Regions from separate parts of the Homo sapiens genome. Here region 2 is linked to region 1. A link is an interaction called in ENCODE POLR2A ChIA-PET data of the cell type or tissue named here. Cell type or tissue: HepG2. All regions are shown on one strand. Region 1 overlaps RASGRF1 (Ras protein specific guanine nucleotide releasing factor 1). Region 2 has its middle 16 kb from the start of TRK-CTT1-2.

The links. ChIA-PET counts read pairs that join two places held together with the same protein. Peaks named below come from ENCODE experiments on the same cell type or tissue, not always from the same donor. Only the 100,000 strongest peaks of a DNase experiment are listed, where the experiment ranks them.
Region 2: POLR2A ChIA-PET joins it to region 1 with 7 read pairs; 2 of 35 experiments call an interaction of 5 or more read pairs at or near these places.

What each region holds. Positions count from the first base shown.
Region 1 is chr15:78,989,185-78,997,184 of GRCh38, reverse strand. It overlaps RASGRF1 (Ras protein specific guanine nucleotide releasing factor 1), which reads left to right. Exons shown (of 27, transcript NM_001145648.3): 20 at 1,385-1,445; 21 at 5,391-5,494; 22 at 6,912-6,996. Among named protein-coding and RNA genes, the nearest start is that of CTSH, 48 kb to the right of the region's middle. RefSeq lists an enhancer at 1-736. In HepG2, no CTCF peak of the experiment used is centred here; DNase peaks (open chromatin) are centred at 54 and 3,074.
Region 2 is chr15:78,840,950-78,848,949 of GRCh38, reverse strand. No RefSeq gene overlaps it. Among named protein-coding and RNA genes, the nearest start is that of TRK-CTT1-2, 16 kb to the left of the region's middle. In HepG2, no CTCF peak of the experiment used is centred here; no DNase peak of the experiment used is centred here; H3K27me3 peaks cover 1,268 bases.

The DNA.
Region 1 (8,000 bases):
TCAGGGTCAGGCAGCCCGATGTCTGAGATGCTCAGCCAGTGACTCATGTGACCTGGGCAAGTCCCCGCTCTGAGCCTCATCCATAAAATGGGTGAACAATACCCGCTTCAAGGCTGGGATGAGATCACGGGTGTCACTTTTACAGGCTGTTCAGTGGGTGGCGGGCACCTACCGACTCAGCCTGTCTGCTCCCAGCCCAGCCCAGGTGTGAGGGCTTGGGCCCTGGCCTTTCCTCCTCACCTCTTGCCTGGCCCCAGCCTCCCCAGACTTTCCCCCAAGTCCTGCCTGTGACCAGAGTGCCCAGACATCCTCCCCAGCCAGGCCGTGGAGGCCCCATGCTGGGGCCCATTCTTCCCTCAGGCTCACAGTCCTAAAATCTCTTTCAGGCCTCCACATCTTCAGTACAGAGGCCAGAGTGTGTGCACACATGCCCACACACACACACACGCACACACACACACAGCCGCCACTCGTGGTCCTCCCAGGAGGCCTTAGGAGTGTGTGGAGCCCCCCACCGAGCATATTGATCAAAGCCACCCTCGGAGGGGAGCCTGTTCCCTGGGTGTGATGAAAGAGCAGGCTCTGGAGTTGGCAGCCCTGGTTTGGAGCGTGGGCCCACCATGCTCCAGCTGCGGGACCCCAGGTGAGGCAGTTCCCTGAGGGGCCGTTTCCTCAGCTGTAAGATATACACGACAATGCCTTCTGCCAGGCTGATCCAGAGAGCCACTCCCCGCAGCCCCGGCAGGCCTGCAGACCCCTGGCTGTCCCCACGCAGCCCAGGCCTGGCTCTCCAGTGTCCGCAGCCTCCGTTGGTACTCACCAGCTGTGGCTCTGAGCCCATCACTGTGAGCGTGCGGCACTTTGGCCTGACTTTGAGGCTCTACCCTCATTCCCCACCGTGTGTACCACTCTCCTCTGCTCTCCCAATTCCATCCTTGCAGTCCCTCCTCTGGGCCTGTGGCTGCCATGCTGCTGCCTCCCCACTCCCTGTGCTTCCTTCCTGTCATGCATCCTGTCATCCATGTGCTCGCAGGAGCGCCTGCTGAATGTCCAGTCCTGTGCTGGCACCAGAGCTATGGGGCTGAATCAGACACCGTCCCTCCCTCAAGGGCTCCCTGCCTGAGGTGGCAGAAAGGCCATTCCCACCCAGCCAGATGCAGGAAGCCCAGGGGCTGAGAGGGCCCCAGAAGGGGACCTCCCACAGCCAGGAGCGCCAGGACCATCAGGAAGAAGAGTGAAGGAGGAAGGGGAAAGGGTGCTCCTGGCAATGGGGATGACGAGGACAGAGGGGCGTAAGAGCAGAGGCCGTGTGGGGCTGTCCGAGCTGGGGAGGGGCTGCTGCAACGTGAAGTGGGGCTCACCGTGCCTTCTCGCTCCTGCCTAGGACTCTGACCCAGGAGGACCCAGGTGACAACCAGATCACGCTGGAGGAGATCACGCAGATGGTGAGCTGGGCCTGCCCTCTTGCTTTCCAAGGCTTTCCTCCCCATCCTCCTGCCCAGGACCCCTGACCCATCACAGGCATCACCCGTATTCATTTTCTGTGGCTGTTGTGAAAAAATACCACAAACTGGGCGGCTTAAAACAACAGGAATGGGCTGAGCGCAGTGGCTCATGCCTGTAATCCCAGCACTTTGGGAGGCCAAGGTGGGCAGATCACCTGAGGTCAGGAGGTGGAGACCAGCCTGGCCAACATGGTAAAACCCCATTTCTACTAAAAATACAAAAATTAGCTAGGCGTGGTGGCAGGTGCCTGTAACCCCAGCTTCTCAGGAGACTGAGGCGGGAGAATCACTTAAACCCAGGAGGCGGAGGTGGCAGTGAGCCAAGATCCTCCACTGCACGCTCCAGCCTAGGTAACAGAGCGAGACTCCATCTCAAAAAAAAAAAAAAAGAAAGAAAAAAGAAATGTATTCTCTCATAGTTCTGGAGTCTGAAATTAAGATGTGAGAGGGAGGCCAGGCGTGGTGGCTCACACCTGTAATCCTAGCACTTTGGGAGGCTGAGGTGGGCAGATCACTTAAGGTCAGGAGTTCAAGATCAGCCTGGGCAACATGGTGAAACCCTGTCTCTACCAAAAATACAAAAAATTACCCGGGCATGGTGGCGCATGCCTGTGATCCCAGCTACTTGGGAGGTTGAAGTGGGAGGACTGCTTGAGCATAGGAGGGAGAGGTTGCAGTGAACTGAGATCGAGCCATTGCCCTCCAGCCTGGGTGACAGAGTGAGACCCCCATCTCAAAAAAAAAAAAAAAAAAGGTGCTGGAAGGGTTGTGCTCCCTCCGAAGCCTCAAGGGGAGGCCCCAGTGGTGGTATAAGAGCTGGTGTTCACACCCAGGTCTGGCTGACTCCAGAGCGACAACTCTCCCTCATTCCGTCTACCACACTGCCTCATCCCCAGAAGTTGGAGTGCAGCTCACCACCTGCCCAGAAATGATGGGACCCCAGAGACAGAGCTGTGCTCACCATGAACAAATCCAAGCTCATAGTGGCATTCCAGACGGAATAAGGGAATGATGGTCTTGTGCACTTCCAGGGTCCAGCTACAGCCCACTTTTTTCCAAGTCAGTGATGTGCACCCCAGAATGCCATCACAAGCCACCCCAGAGCCCTTGGCCCCTGCATCACAGCGGCTGGGGATACTCAAGACAGGCTCACTCTGACCACACCTTCCCCACCAGAGGCAGAGATTGTGCCATGCTGGCTCAGCCCCTTGCTGGTTGAGTGACCTTCAGTCTGTTGGAAGTAGCCAGCGTGAGGACTTGGGACTCTGGGTTCTGGGCCCCTGCTGCCCCTGCCCCTCCCATGTTCCCCTCCTGGTTCCTGGAAGTGGTGAGGGCACCTATGAAGCTGTAAGCACTCTGCCCACACTCTGCCCCCAGAGCAGTGCTGCAGGGCTGGGCCCCCAGGAACCCACACGTGGTCCACAGGCAGGGAGGTTGACGGTCCCCAGACCCTACTTCCTCCAGACTGACCCTTTGGGGCCAGAATGCTGGGTAAACCCCAAGACGGAAGTACTCCTCTCGGCAGCTGAAAGGAAGCCGACTGCACTCTGCTCCTGTTTCCCAACAGGGGCTCACCTGGAATGTTTACCCCTCAACAGCATGAGGGCCCCTTGTTCCTTCGTGAACAGCCTGAGGTTCTTCCAGAACAAACAGCTGCTGAGCTGCCCTCTCTTGTCCCCAGAGCCTGTGTGGGGCAGATCCGGGTTGAGAGGGCCCCGCGGCCTCACTAGAGACAGTGAGGATTTTCAAAAGCCTATAAAAGGTGGAGGAAGTTGTCAGTTTTGATCTCTGCTTCCAGGGTCACCCTCTTTCCCAGGCCACCCCAGAAGTGAGCGGAAGGAGCCAACCACCCCACCTTGGCCAGAATGCCTCTTCTGGCCTCTGGTACCAGTGCAGGCCTCTGGGCCCCACAGCGCCTGGGCCTCTGGGCCATAAGCCACCCAGCCCCTTGAGCTCACCCTTGGCCCTGGCAGTTCAGCCCAACCCCAGGGCACCAGGCAGGACCCTCAGATGGGAAGGTGGCTGGGCTGCCCACCTGTATTTATTCACTCAGCTGCTTCAGAGGCTGAGGGTCCCCTCCCTGTGAGCACACAGGGGATCCCCTGCCTGGGTTCTCTCACTACAACCCGGCATCCCAGTGGCCCTGCCACTCTCCTTTCTGTGTCCCCAAAGGCTTCATGTCCCCCAACACCCATGTTCCTGCACCTGGGTTTCTCTACACACCCTTCCCTGCCCAGGGCAGCTCTGCCAGGAAAAACTCACCGACAGCCACCACACAAACACACACACACACCCACACACACACACTACACACACCAAACACACACCACACACACATACACTACACACACCCAGCAAACATACCACACACACACCAGACCACACACACAGACACCACACACACACCACACACACCACACCACACACACCACGTACACACACACACATCACCCACACAGGCACACGCACACACACCACATACACACGCCACACCACACACACCACATACACACATCACCCACAGGCACACCACACACACACACACCCCACATACACATGCACACACCCCACACCACAAACACCCCATACACACCACCCACACACCACACACACCACCCACACACCACCCACATGGCACACACACACCACCCACACACCACCCACATGGCACACACACAGAGGCTGTTTTTCTCCACGGTCCTCGCTCCATTCACATGACTTGGAACCACTTAGGCTGGAGATCCCTGACGTCAGGAACCGTGTTTCCTGCCTTTCTATCTCAGCGTGTAGCAAGGGCCTTGGTGCAGACCTCAGTGCCCGTCTGTGGAGGAAATGGGAGGAAGGGAGACACTTAGTCTAGGAGGGATGGCCCCACTTCCCTTGGGACCCGGCAGATGGGCTGCTTGCAGGTGCTCAGCCCAGCCGGGACTTCTGGACAGGGTAAAGTGAGCATGGAAAAGTGAAGGCATGAGGCACACGAGACAGTCATCTCTCAGAGCACCTGCTGCCTGAGGGGTTGACCGCTCTCCTCCTGTGTGGCCCAGGTGGTCCTGAGGTGGTGATGGGGGAGGATTCTTGTTCCTAACAGGCTCCTCCCAAGACCAACACAGTTGTCCCTTTACCCACCGCCTTCCAGCATCCCTCACTCAGATCCAGCAGACCTTCCACGAGGCCTTTGTGCCCAATACACTGGCCTCCCTATGTCCACCACTCATCCATCTCCTGCCGTGGCCACCACTGTCCTCTGGCTAACGTTTCCCTGAAGATTTTCTCTGGTCGAAGGGCCCAAATAGTGGAATCCCTTAATGATGGTGTCCAAGGGTGGCCCCTGGGGGCCAGGGACACGGACTAAGGCCCAGGACTAAGGCAGGACAGCTGTCTTCTGAGCACAGGGCCATCCCAGGAGCTAATCACGCCTGGGAGTCCACACCTGCTAGTTTCAAAAGGAAATTGTATAGAGCCAGCTGTGGGCTCAGGCGGACGCTGAAGGGAGTGGCCAGGCACAGCCTGAAGTCAGACGACCTGGGCTCCAGTCCTAGTCAGCCCACTTCCAGCTTAGCAACTTGGGCCAGTGGCTCACCTCTGGAAGCCTCCATTGTCTCATGCACGTGCTGGGAGCTCCCTGGCAGGGTGGGTGAGGGCAGTCCGAGCACTGGGCTGCACACACCGGCACAACAGGGCGGGGCCCATCTCCCTCCGTCCCCTTCCCTCCACCTCCCCTCATCATACTCCATCCACCCTCTCATCAGATTCGAGGCAGCGTCATACCCCGTCCACCCGCCCACCCAATTCGAGGGCGAGATACCCCCACAGAGGCAGCTGGGAATCCAGGAGGTGTCCGTCATGGGCCTAACTCAAAATGTTGCTCCCCCAACTCAAAACCAGGCTGAAGGCGTGAAGGCTGAGCCCTTTGAAAACCACTCAGCCCTGGAGATCGCGGAGCAGCTGACCCTGCTAGATCACCTCGTCTTCAAGAAGATTCCTTATGAGTAAGTGTTGCAGGCACCACCCGCCTCCCCCCGCTTCCTCAGGCACTGTCTTGGACAGCACCCTGGAAGCACACGCAGTGAATTTCCAGAGCTGCACGGACCCTCCACAGCTTGAAACAATAGTGCCTGGGTCAGCAGAATGAGGGAGAGAAGCCTGTTCCCGTTCCTGCCCACCAAATTCTCTCCTTACCTGTCAGCTGCACACACACACTTTTCTGGAATCATCTCTAACTCAGAGCTCCTAGAAAGAGAGTATCTAGAAAAGAGCATGTGTTCATGTGTGTGTGCACATGTACCTGTGAGAAACTGTGCACACAGGCAAGAGCGTGGGCACGTGTGTAGGTCCAGTGACCTCCAGTAGCTGATTTAGGGGACAGGCGTGGACTTTGAAGAAGCCCCAAGGCCTGCTGTTACCTGTTCTGGCCTCAGTCATCCCTGGTGTTCACTGCAATTATTCTACTTATGTAATTTTCTATCCCTCTTCCTTCATCTGATGCTATGCCAAAAGGGCATTTGTAAACACTATTTTTAATAAGTACACAGCATTCTCTAACAGTGTGTTACTAAGCCACGAGAGTGTTTTCAGCCTTCACTTTTATATTTATCCCTGCGGTAAACATCCTTGCAACAAATATGTCTGAATTCCTAACAATGGTCCCAGAATGGTTTCCCAGAATTGGGCTCACCGGATTTGAATCATTGTGGGGCTTTTGGCCTCAGCCCCACCTGGCACTCTCGCAGCCCTCCCCAGCATGGGTGCTGCCTCGTGTAAATAGAGAGGGTCGGCACTTTGGAAACCTGTCACATCTCCTGGACATAGAAACAGATGATATTCCTGATATGTCCCTCTAGGAGGAGAAGCGGGATGTGTTTTCAAACACAAATCACCTCCCCGGCCCCTTCTGCCCACAGGACTCTGCCGAGGTCCCCTCTCCCTGTCACTTTATGATGTCAGGAGCCTGTGGCTTGGCTTGCAGGCTTTTTAAGCCTTTTATCTGCCCCCTTTTAGGGCCTTCTATTCCCTCATCCTACAGACCAGCTGCTGCAGTGACTAAAATGTGAATTCTCCCTGTCAGAAAACAAGATTCATAACAAATTATTTCCACCATGTGTGCCTTCCCACACCTTATTTCAGCCTCCCAGTAAACCTGTGAGGAAAGGATTGTCTTGATTCCCATTTTACAGATAAGGAAACTGAAGCCCTGAGCTATAAAGGGTTTGTCTGGGGCCACACAGCTGCGACAAGGCAGAGCTGGACTTGAGCCCAAGGTTCCTTCCTTCCAGGGCTCTGCAGAAGGTTGTTCCCCCAGAAATGACAGCCTCAAAAAGCCAAAAAATAAAATAAAAAGCATGGAGCAATGAAATCAGCAAGGCAAACCTCACCCCCTCCACCTGGGTCTCCCCTTACTTCCTACAGGGAGTTCTTCGGACAAGGATGGATGAAACTGGAAAAGAATGAAAGGACCCCTTATATCATGAAAACCACTAAGCACTTCAATGACGTGAGTATGGATGGGAGCGCCTCTCTCACTGGGGTTTTTCTTTGGCAAGACGCTCAAGAGGCTGGGTAGAGAACGGGCTATACACCTGGCTGGAACCAGACTCCTGGGTCCTCTCCAGCCCTGCCACCCCTTGCCATGTGGCCTCGGGCTGGTTGCCTCACCTCAGTCTCAGTCTCTTCTCCTATTAAGTGGGGCTGACCATGGAACAGTCATAGGAGGATTAACTGCGTGGTCATCTAAAGACATTCAGCCCAGCATTGGCTCGCTGTGAGCCCTCACCCAGAACTTGTGATTCCTAAGTGGGGGTTACTCCTCGGAGCAGGGTTTTTGCGGAGTCTGTGGCAAAGAGAACAGAAGGGAATGAAGGATTAGAAGGAAAGGAATGAAGACCTTGCTATGCTTCCTATTTTTAAACCTCATCTCAGTATTAGCAACAAGCAATATTTGGCTGGACAATGGCAGACAGCTTCCCTCTAATTCATACATTATCCAGAACCCTCGGAATCTCCTAAGGTTTTGGCTGTTTCAGCTACTCTGGCAATGATGTCCCACTCGCTGCCCCTCTTCTTGCCTTTCTTGTGGTAAGATGGTCTTTTGGGATAACACTAAAGAGAATGTTTAATTCTCTTTAATGTTAGGAGGCCACAGTGCTGAGCGAATGTTTAATTAAACATTCTCTTTAATGTTAGAAGGCCACAGTGCTGAGCGAATGTTTAATTAAACATTCTCTTTAATGTTAGGAGGCCACAGTGCTGGGCGAGACTAAGGCTCCTGAATCTCCCTGGCTAGGATCAGGATGGCCCAATATCCAGCTCCTCCAGCCCCCTTCTCTAGACCTCCCAGCCCCAGCTTTCCTGGGGAAGAACTGTTGAGATGGGACCAAGCACTGGACCTGCAAACTGGCCTGGCATAAGCAGCTCAAAGGGCCTGGACTGACTCTGATTGGCACACTAAGTTCAGATGGGTGCATCACACACCCCCAGCTCCCAGAATCCCTCCTCAGA
Region 2 (8,000 bases), 150 kb after region 1:
CTAGATATAAAGTGTGTATAAACATGACCTCACAATCAGAAGTGACATCAACAGACATGACTGACAGCAGAATTATGCCCATAAAACTTAAGCTGCTATGATTAAACTATAATACCATTTAGTTTAAAGAAATAAAAGATCTACTTGAAAACATGAGTAAGAAACAAAAGACTAACAAAAATGGGAAGGAGCCAGGTGTTGTGGCAATCCCAGCGCTTTGGGAGGTCAAGGCAAGAGGGGTGCTTGAGCCCAGAAGTGCAAGGCCAACATAAGCAACAAAGCAAGACCTTGTTTCTATGAAATAAAATAGCTAGGCGCAGTGGCTCACACCTGTAATCCCAGCACTTTGGGAGGCCGAGGTCACTTTGGGCAGATCACAAGGTCAGGAGATAGAGACCATCCTGGCTAACACGGTGAAACCCTGTCTCTACTAAAAATACAAAAAAAAATTACCCCGGCGTGGTGGCAGGTGCCTGTAGTCCCAGCTACTCAGGAGGCTGAGGCAGGAGAATGGCATGAACCCGGGAGGTGGAGCTTGCAGTGAGCAGAGATCGCACCACTGCACTCCAGCCTGGGTGACAGAGCGAGATTCTGTCTAAAAAAAGTAAAATAAAACAAATTAGCCAGATGAGGTGGTGTGCACTCATAGGCCCAGCTCTTCGAGAGGCTGAAATGAGCGGATCACTTCGGCTCAGGAGTTCGAGGCTGCAGTGAGCTATGCTCTGTGATTGGGCCACTGTACTCCAGCTTGGATGACAGAGCAAGACCATGTCTCTTAAAAAATAAAAAACTTAAAGCAGCCAGAGAGAAAAAAGAGATTACCTAAAATAAGACAACAATTAAATCAGTCGGGCGCGGTGGCTCACACCTGTAATCCCAGTGTGTCTGGAGTTGGTGGGTTCTTGGTCTCACTGACTTCAAGAATGAAGCCACGGACCCTCGCGGTGAGTGTTACAGCTCTGAAGGTGGTGCGTCTGGAGTTTGTTCCTTCTGATGTTCAGTTGTGTTCGGAGTTTTCTCCTGGTGGGTTCGTGGTCTTGCTGGCTCAAGAGTGAAGGTGCAGACCTTCGCAGTGAGTGTTACAGCTCTTAAGGCAGCGCGTCTGGAGTTGTTTGTTCCTCCCGGTGGGCTCGTGGTTTCGCTAGGCTCAGGAGTGAAGCTGCAGATTTTCGCAGTGAGTGTTACAGCTCATAAAAGCAGCGTGGACCTGAGCAGTAGCAAGATTTATCGCAAAGAGCAAAAGAACAAAGCTTCCACAGTATTGAAGGGGACAATAGCAGGTTGCCAATGCTGACTCCGGCAGCCTGCTTTTATTCTCTTATCTGGCCCCACCCACATCCTGCTGATTGGTAGAGCCGAGTGGCCTGTTTTGACAGGGGGCTGATTGGTGCGTTTACAATCCCTGAGCTAGATACAAAGGTTCTCCACGTCTCCATCAGATTAGTTAGATACAGAGTTTCGACATAAAGGTTCTCCAAGGCCCCACCAGAGCAGCTAGATACAGAGTGTCGATTGGTGCATTCACAAACCTTGAGCTAAACACAGGGTGCTGATTGGTGTATTTACAATCCCTGAGCTAGACATAAAGACTCTCCACGTCCCCACCAGACTCAGGAGCCCAGCTGGCTTCACCTAGTGGATCCCGCACGGGGGCTGCAGGTGGAGCTGCCTGCCAGTTCCGCGCCGTGCGCTCGCACCCCTCAGCCCTTGGGTGGTCGATGGGACTGGGCGCGGTGGAGCAGGGGGCGGCGCTCCTTGGGGAGGCTCGGGCCGCACAGGAGCCCATGGAGTGGGTGGGAGGCTCAGGCATGGCGGGCTGCAGGTCCCGAGCCCTGCCCGGCGGGAAGGCATCTAAGGCCTGGCGAGAAATTGAGCACAGCGCCGGTGGGCCGGCACTGCTGGGGGACCCAGTACACCCTCCGCAGCCACTGGCCCGGGTGCTAAGTCCCTCATTGCCCAGGACCAGCAGGGCTGGCTGGCTGCTCCGAGTGCGGGGCCCACCAAGCCCACGCCCATCTGGAACTCCAGCTGGCCCACAAGCGCCGCACGCAGCCCCGGTTCCCGCTCGTGCCTCTCCCTCCACACCTCCCTGCAAGCTGAGGGAGTGGGCTCCAGCCTTGGCCAGCCCAGAAAGGGGCTCCCACAGTGCAGTGGGGGGCTGAAGGGCTCCTCAAATGCCGCCAAAGTGGGATCCCAGGCAGGGGAGGTGCCAAGAGCAAGCGAGGGCTCTGAGGACTGCCAGCACGCTGTCACCTCTCACCAGCACTTTGGGAGGCCGAGGTGGGTGGATCACCTGAGGTCAGGAGTTTGAGACCAGCCTGACCAACCTGGTAAAACCGTGTCTCTACTAAAAATACAAAAATTAGCCAGGCGTGGTGGCGCATGCCTGTAACCCCAGCTACTCGGGAGGCTGAGACAGGAGAATTGCTTGAACCCGGGAGGTAGAGGGTACAATGAGTGGAGACCGTACCATTGCACTCCAGCCTGAGCAACAAGAGTGAAACTCTGCCTCAAAACAAAACAAAAAAACAATTAAATCGATAGCAGACTTTTCAAAAGCAAGGATGGAAAACCAGAAGACAGTAGAATAATGTCTTCAAAGAGCTGGAATAAAAAGAACAATCAACATACAATTAAACTAATGAAGCTATATTTCAAGAATGATAAGGAAATCAGATCATTTTCAGACAAAAATTAAGTTTATCAACAAACCTTCACTAAAGACATGTTTAAAGGAAATAGTTCAGAAAAAGAGAAAATGAGCCTCCGATAAGTTTGAGATTCAAGAAGAAATGTTGAACATTATAGGATAGTCATTAAAAAAACTAAACATAGAGTGTACTACTCTCAAACTACTAGAGGGAAAAAAATGAAATGAGAAAAATAATTAAATCCAAATGAAAAGAGAGGAAATTAAAACATAGAAAAACAAAGATAATGATAAAGCATCAAATATGATAGAAACATATCTAGCCATTACAGTGAAAACCATAATAAATGTGAATGAACTAAATTAGGAAGGTAAAAGACAAAAATTGTCAAGCTGGATTAAAAGTAAAACAAAACCAAGTTTATAAGAGAAACACCTAAAATAGACACAGATAAAAATATGCCTAACAACATCTAACTAAAAGAAAGCTGGCTGGTTAGCTTGGGCAACATAGTAAGACCCCATATCTACAAAAAAAAAAAAATTAAAATAAGAAAATTAAATACAAAATTAGCCAGGCGTGGTGGTGTGCACCTGTAATCCCAGTTACTCAGGAGGCTGAGGCAGGAGAATTACTTGAACCTGGGAAGTGAGAGGTTGCAGTGAGCCAAGATAGTGCCACTGCACTCCCGCCTGGGCAACAGAGCAAGATTCCGTCTCAAAAAAAAAAAAAAAAGCCAGGGGCAGTGGCTCACTCCTGTAATCCCAGGACTTTGGAAGGCCAAGGAGGGCGGATCACAAGGTCAGGAGTTCGAGAACAGCCTGAACAACGTGGTGAAACCCCGTCTGTACTAAAAATATGAAAATTAGCCAGGTGTGGTGGCAGGCGCCTGTAATCCCAGCTACTCGGGAGGCTGAGGCAGGAGAATCGCTTGAACCCAGGAGGCGGAGCTTGCAGTGAGTTGAGATCTCGCTACTGCACTCCAGCCTGGGTGACAGAGTGAGACTCCGTCTCAAAAAAAAAAAAAAAAAAAGAAAATTAGCTGGGCTTGGTGGCATGCAACTGTAGTCCCAGCTACTGGGGAGGCTGAGGTGGGAGGATTATTTTGAGCCCAGGAGTTCGAGGCGCCTATGATCACACCACTGCAGCCCGAGCAACAGAGTGAGACCTGGTCTCAAAAAAAAAAAAAAAAAGAAAAAAGAAAAGAAAGCTGGTGAGACTGTATTAATACAAAAAAGGGGAAAAAAGAGATTGTAAGAAATGAAAAGATGACCAGATGTTAGGGATATAGGGATGAAAAAGACAAGGCATTGCCCCATAAGCATTGACTGCAGTAGGGGAAACTTGGACTAGACACACACAAACAAAAAAAGAAATACCAATGCCAGTGAGTATTATTTTGGAAAAGCACAGAGAACTCAAAGGAAAACTGTGGTAGAGACACCTATTTTAGACTAGAGGTCAGGGAAGACCTTTTTGAAGAAGTGCCATTTCAGCTGAGACCCGAAGGCTGTCACCTGAGGCAGGAGATGAGGGGCAGAATGTCCTGGAGAGACAGAACCAACTTCAAGAGTGAAAGCCCCAAATGGGGGAAGAGCTGATCATAGGAGGAGAAACAGAAGGAAGACTGGCTGTGGCCAGTGAATGAGGATGGATAATCCCATTTCTTCCCAGTGGAAACACTGACTGTCATCATCTAACTTTTGCTGTATGAACTGAGAACCTCGCCTTTTGATTTGGAACAGTTGCAAAGAGTTTAAGTGCAGTGAGTTTATGTGAGAGCTCCCACAGGGAAGCCTGAGCTGGAAGGCGAGCCCACCCCATCTATTCTAAGAACAGCAGAGCTCCTGAGCCGCTCTTTTGTCCAGGCCATTCTTGCCACCAGGGCCCTGAACATCCTGGGCTAACCAGAGTCACTCCTGCAGGTACACTAGAGATCAGGTAGGGCAGCCTTGGTCTACAGGCCAGTTTCTTTGAATAAAAGGAGTTGAGGTTTCTTGGTTGCTTTCCAGAGGAGCTAAGTTGGAAGAGAAGTTTCCTCCCCTGGAAGGAGAAAGTCAGGGTTGGGACCCCAGGGAGGGGAGACAGACATCCTGGCCCTCAACACTTCTCTTCAGGACTGTGCTGCCAGGGATGGATAGCAAATAAATGAATATGGCAGGGCACAGTGGCTCACGCCTGTAATCCCAGCACTTTGAGAGGCCAAGGCAGGCAGATCACCTGAGGTCAGGAGTTCAAGACCAGCCTGGTCAACATGATGAAACCCTGTCTCTACTAAAAAATACAAAACTTAGCTGGGCGTGGTGGTGGGCACCTGTAATCCCAGCTACTGGGGAGGCTGAGGCAGGAGAATCGCTGGAACCCAAGAGGCGGAGGTTGCAGTGAACTGAGATCGTGCCACTGCACTCCAGCCTGGGTGACAGAGTGCTAATCTGTCTCAAAAAAAAAAAAAAAGTGAATGTCACACTAGGGCCAGACCCTCCCCACGGAAGAGAATGGTAAGGGTCAAAGTCCCCATGAGTGTCAGCAACGTCCCCCGCCCCATATATCAATTCATTAAACAAACAATCATTAAATGTCATCTTTATCAATGTATACTGTGTATGTAGCATGGGGCTGGATGTAGGAGCCTAGAGTCAAAGAATCGAGACCTAGATAGAGCCTTAGAGATCACTGACTCTGACCTACTTATCTCACAGAGGGGAAGCAGAGGCCCAGAGAGGAAAGGGCTTTCCTTACATCACTCACATGAGGGGCAGACTTGGGACAAGCCCTGTCTCCTGATGCCCAGGCCACAGCCCTGCTCCCCTCCATTTACTCCACCTCCACCTGCCCCACGTCCAGTCTTCCTTACTGTTGGATTATGGCAGCTCTGTATAGAGAAGACATGAGCCTCCTTCAGAATCCAGCTCTGTTCTGAGAATTTAAGGAGAAAAGAAGCTCTGGTGAAAAGCCTATTAGTTTCCTCTGCATGGAAACTAATGCATATTTAACAGCAGAGTTAAGTTCTGAACCTACAGGAGCCAGGAGGAAAAATCTTAAATTTCCATCCATAGAGAATTCCAGTGCCTTCACTAATCCCTGGCTGACTCCCCCATACCTCAAAGGCAAGGACCAACTAGACCTAGAGCCACCAGGGAGTCGAGATAAGAAGAGCTAACTTTTGGCCAGGTGCAGTGGCTCACACCTACAATCCCAGCACTTTGGGAAGGCGAGGCAGGCGGATCAATTGAGGACAGGAGTTCAAGACCAGCCTGGCCAACATGGTGAAACTCTGTCTCTACAAAAAATACAAAAATTAGCTGAGTGTGATGAGATGCACCTGTAATCCTAACTACTCAAGAAGCTGAGGCAGGAGAATCACTTGAACTCAGGAGGCGGAGGTGGCAGTGAATAGAGATCACACCACTGCACTCCAGCCTGGACATCAGAGCAAGACTCAAAACAACAAAAAAAGTTTAAAAAAAAAAAAAAGAACTGCTACCTTTTACTGAGTGCTTACTACGTGCCAGGCAATTTGCAGTTGTTTCTCTTTACTTCTCAGAGCAACTCAACAAGGTAGATACTTGCATTTCTCACTTCACACATGGGGAAACCAAGACTCAGAGAGATGCAGGAATTTACAGACAGATGTCACACAGAGAGCACGGAACTGAGCTAGCTGGATTTCCCCAAGCTGCAAAACATCAGAAAGACTTGCCAGCACGTTGCTAAACTGAACCTCTCAAAATACATACCATGTGGATGTACATTTATTGAAATAAATGTTTACAGAGATCAAAGTTAAACAGCCCAAGAGAGATTTTAAAAATCGTGTCTTTTGTACAGACAGAGCACAACAGTCAAAGACGGGCAGAGCTGGAGGCCCAGAGGGAAGTGCCCAGCAAGGCAGACACTGGGAAGCTTTAGAGCCTCAGCCACCTTAGGCCTGGCGGCCCACCTCACTGCCAGCTGGACCACTGGTCCTGCTGGGTCCAAGTGACAGACTGGGCCTCAGATACCTCTGCCTTTTCACTCTTCTAGAACTCGTCTGGAAGCCTTTATAGCCAGAGAGAGAAACCATGACCCACCACTGGGGTTTGCCTGAGGCTGTCTCAGTGTTAGCAATGAAAGTTCCAGGTGCCAGGAATTCCCTCAGTCCCAAGCAAACCAGATGCTTGGTCACCCTGTCCGGGGTGGCCTGGCTTCCTCCTGGGACTCTGTCAGACTGAGAGGCAGGCTGTGACATCTCTTCCTTGTGTATCCTCGGACAGCAGCCTCCCTCCCTGGACCTCAATTTCCCCATCTCTAAAATAGGGGCATTTAGGCCGGGCGTAGTGGCTCATGCCTGTAATCCCAGCACTGTGGGAGGCTGAGTGGGCGGATTGCCTGAGGTCAGGAGTTCTAGATCAGCCTGGCCAACATGGTGAAACCCCGTCTCTACTAAAAATACAAAAATTAGCCAGGCGTGGTAGTGCACACCTGTAGTTCCAGCTACTGGGGAGGTTGAGGCGGGAGAATCATTGAACTGGGAGGCAGAGGTTGCAGTGAGCCGAGATCGCACCACTGCACTCCAGCCTGGGCAACAGAGCAAGACTCCATCTCAACAACAACAATGAAAAAAAGTTGGGGGGAGGCATTCGAAAGCACCTCTGAGGATGCTTCTAGCTTACACGTTCCACAGTTTCTGAACCAATGTTTTGTTGATTAATAGCATTTTTGGTCCCTTGCCTATATTCCCAACTCCCTGGGGCAGTGCTGAAAAACCACAGCAACCACTAGATCCCTGCAGGGGTGGCCTCCCCTACTCCCCGCACAGAGTCTTACTTTTTCCATTCTCAAAGGGTGTCATTTAGGAGATGATTATTCATGCCAGCCACAGCAGAAGGTCATTTAAAATGGAGCCCTTTTCCACTCCCCATGGAATTAAAAATGGGTTTACAGATCCCTGCTTACTTGACATTTTAATCAAGGAGTTAAGAGCAGAGAAACTTAAAGGGGAAAGGTCAAGAGCCAGAGCCACACACATTTCCATTTCAGCAAGGAATATTCCACCGCCCACTCCAGGCCAGAGGCTGTTGTGGGGGAGACACACACAGACAGCAGAAGCATGGTCCCAGCTTCCAGAAGCTCCTGCTCAGCCCAGGAAGGGGGGCCATGCCCACAAGGGATGGAACCAGAAGTACCCTGTGGCAGGTGCTCTTCAGGGCCCCCAGGAACCAGAGGAAGCCTGAACAAGTGCATGACTTAGTACAAACCTGCCGTATCTGGGGGTCTAAAACATTAACTCCATCAGGCCCAAATCACTGTCTGTGGAACCTGAGTGCTTTAAAAGAGGTGATAAAAAATGCTTTGAGAGGCAAGAAGGCC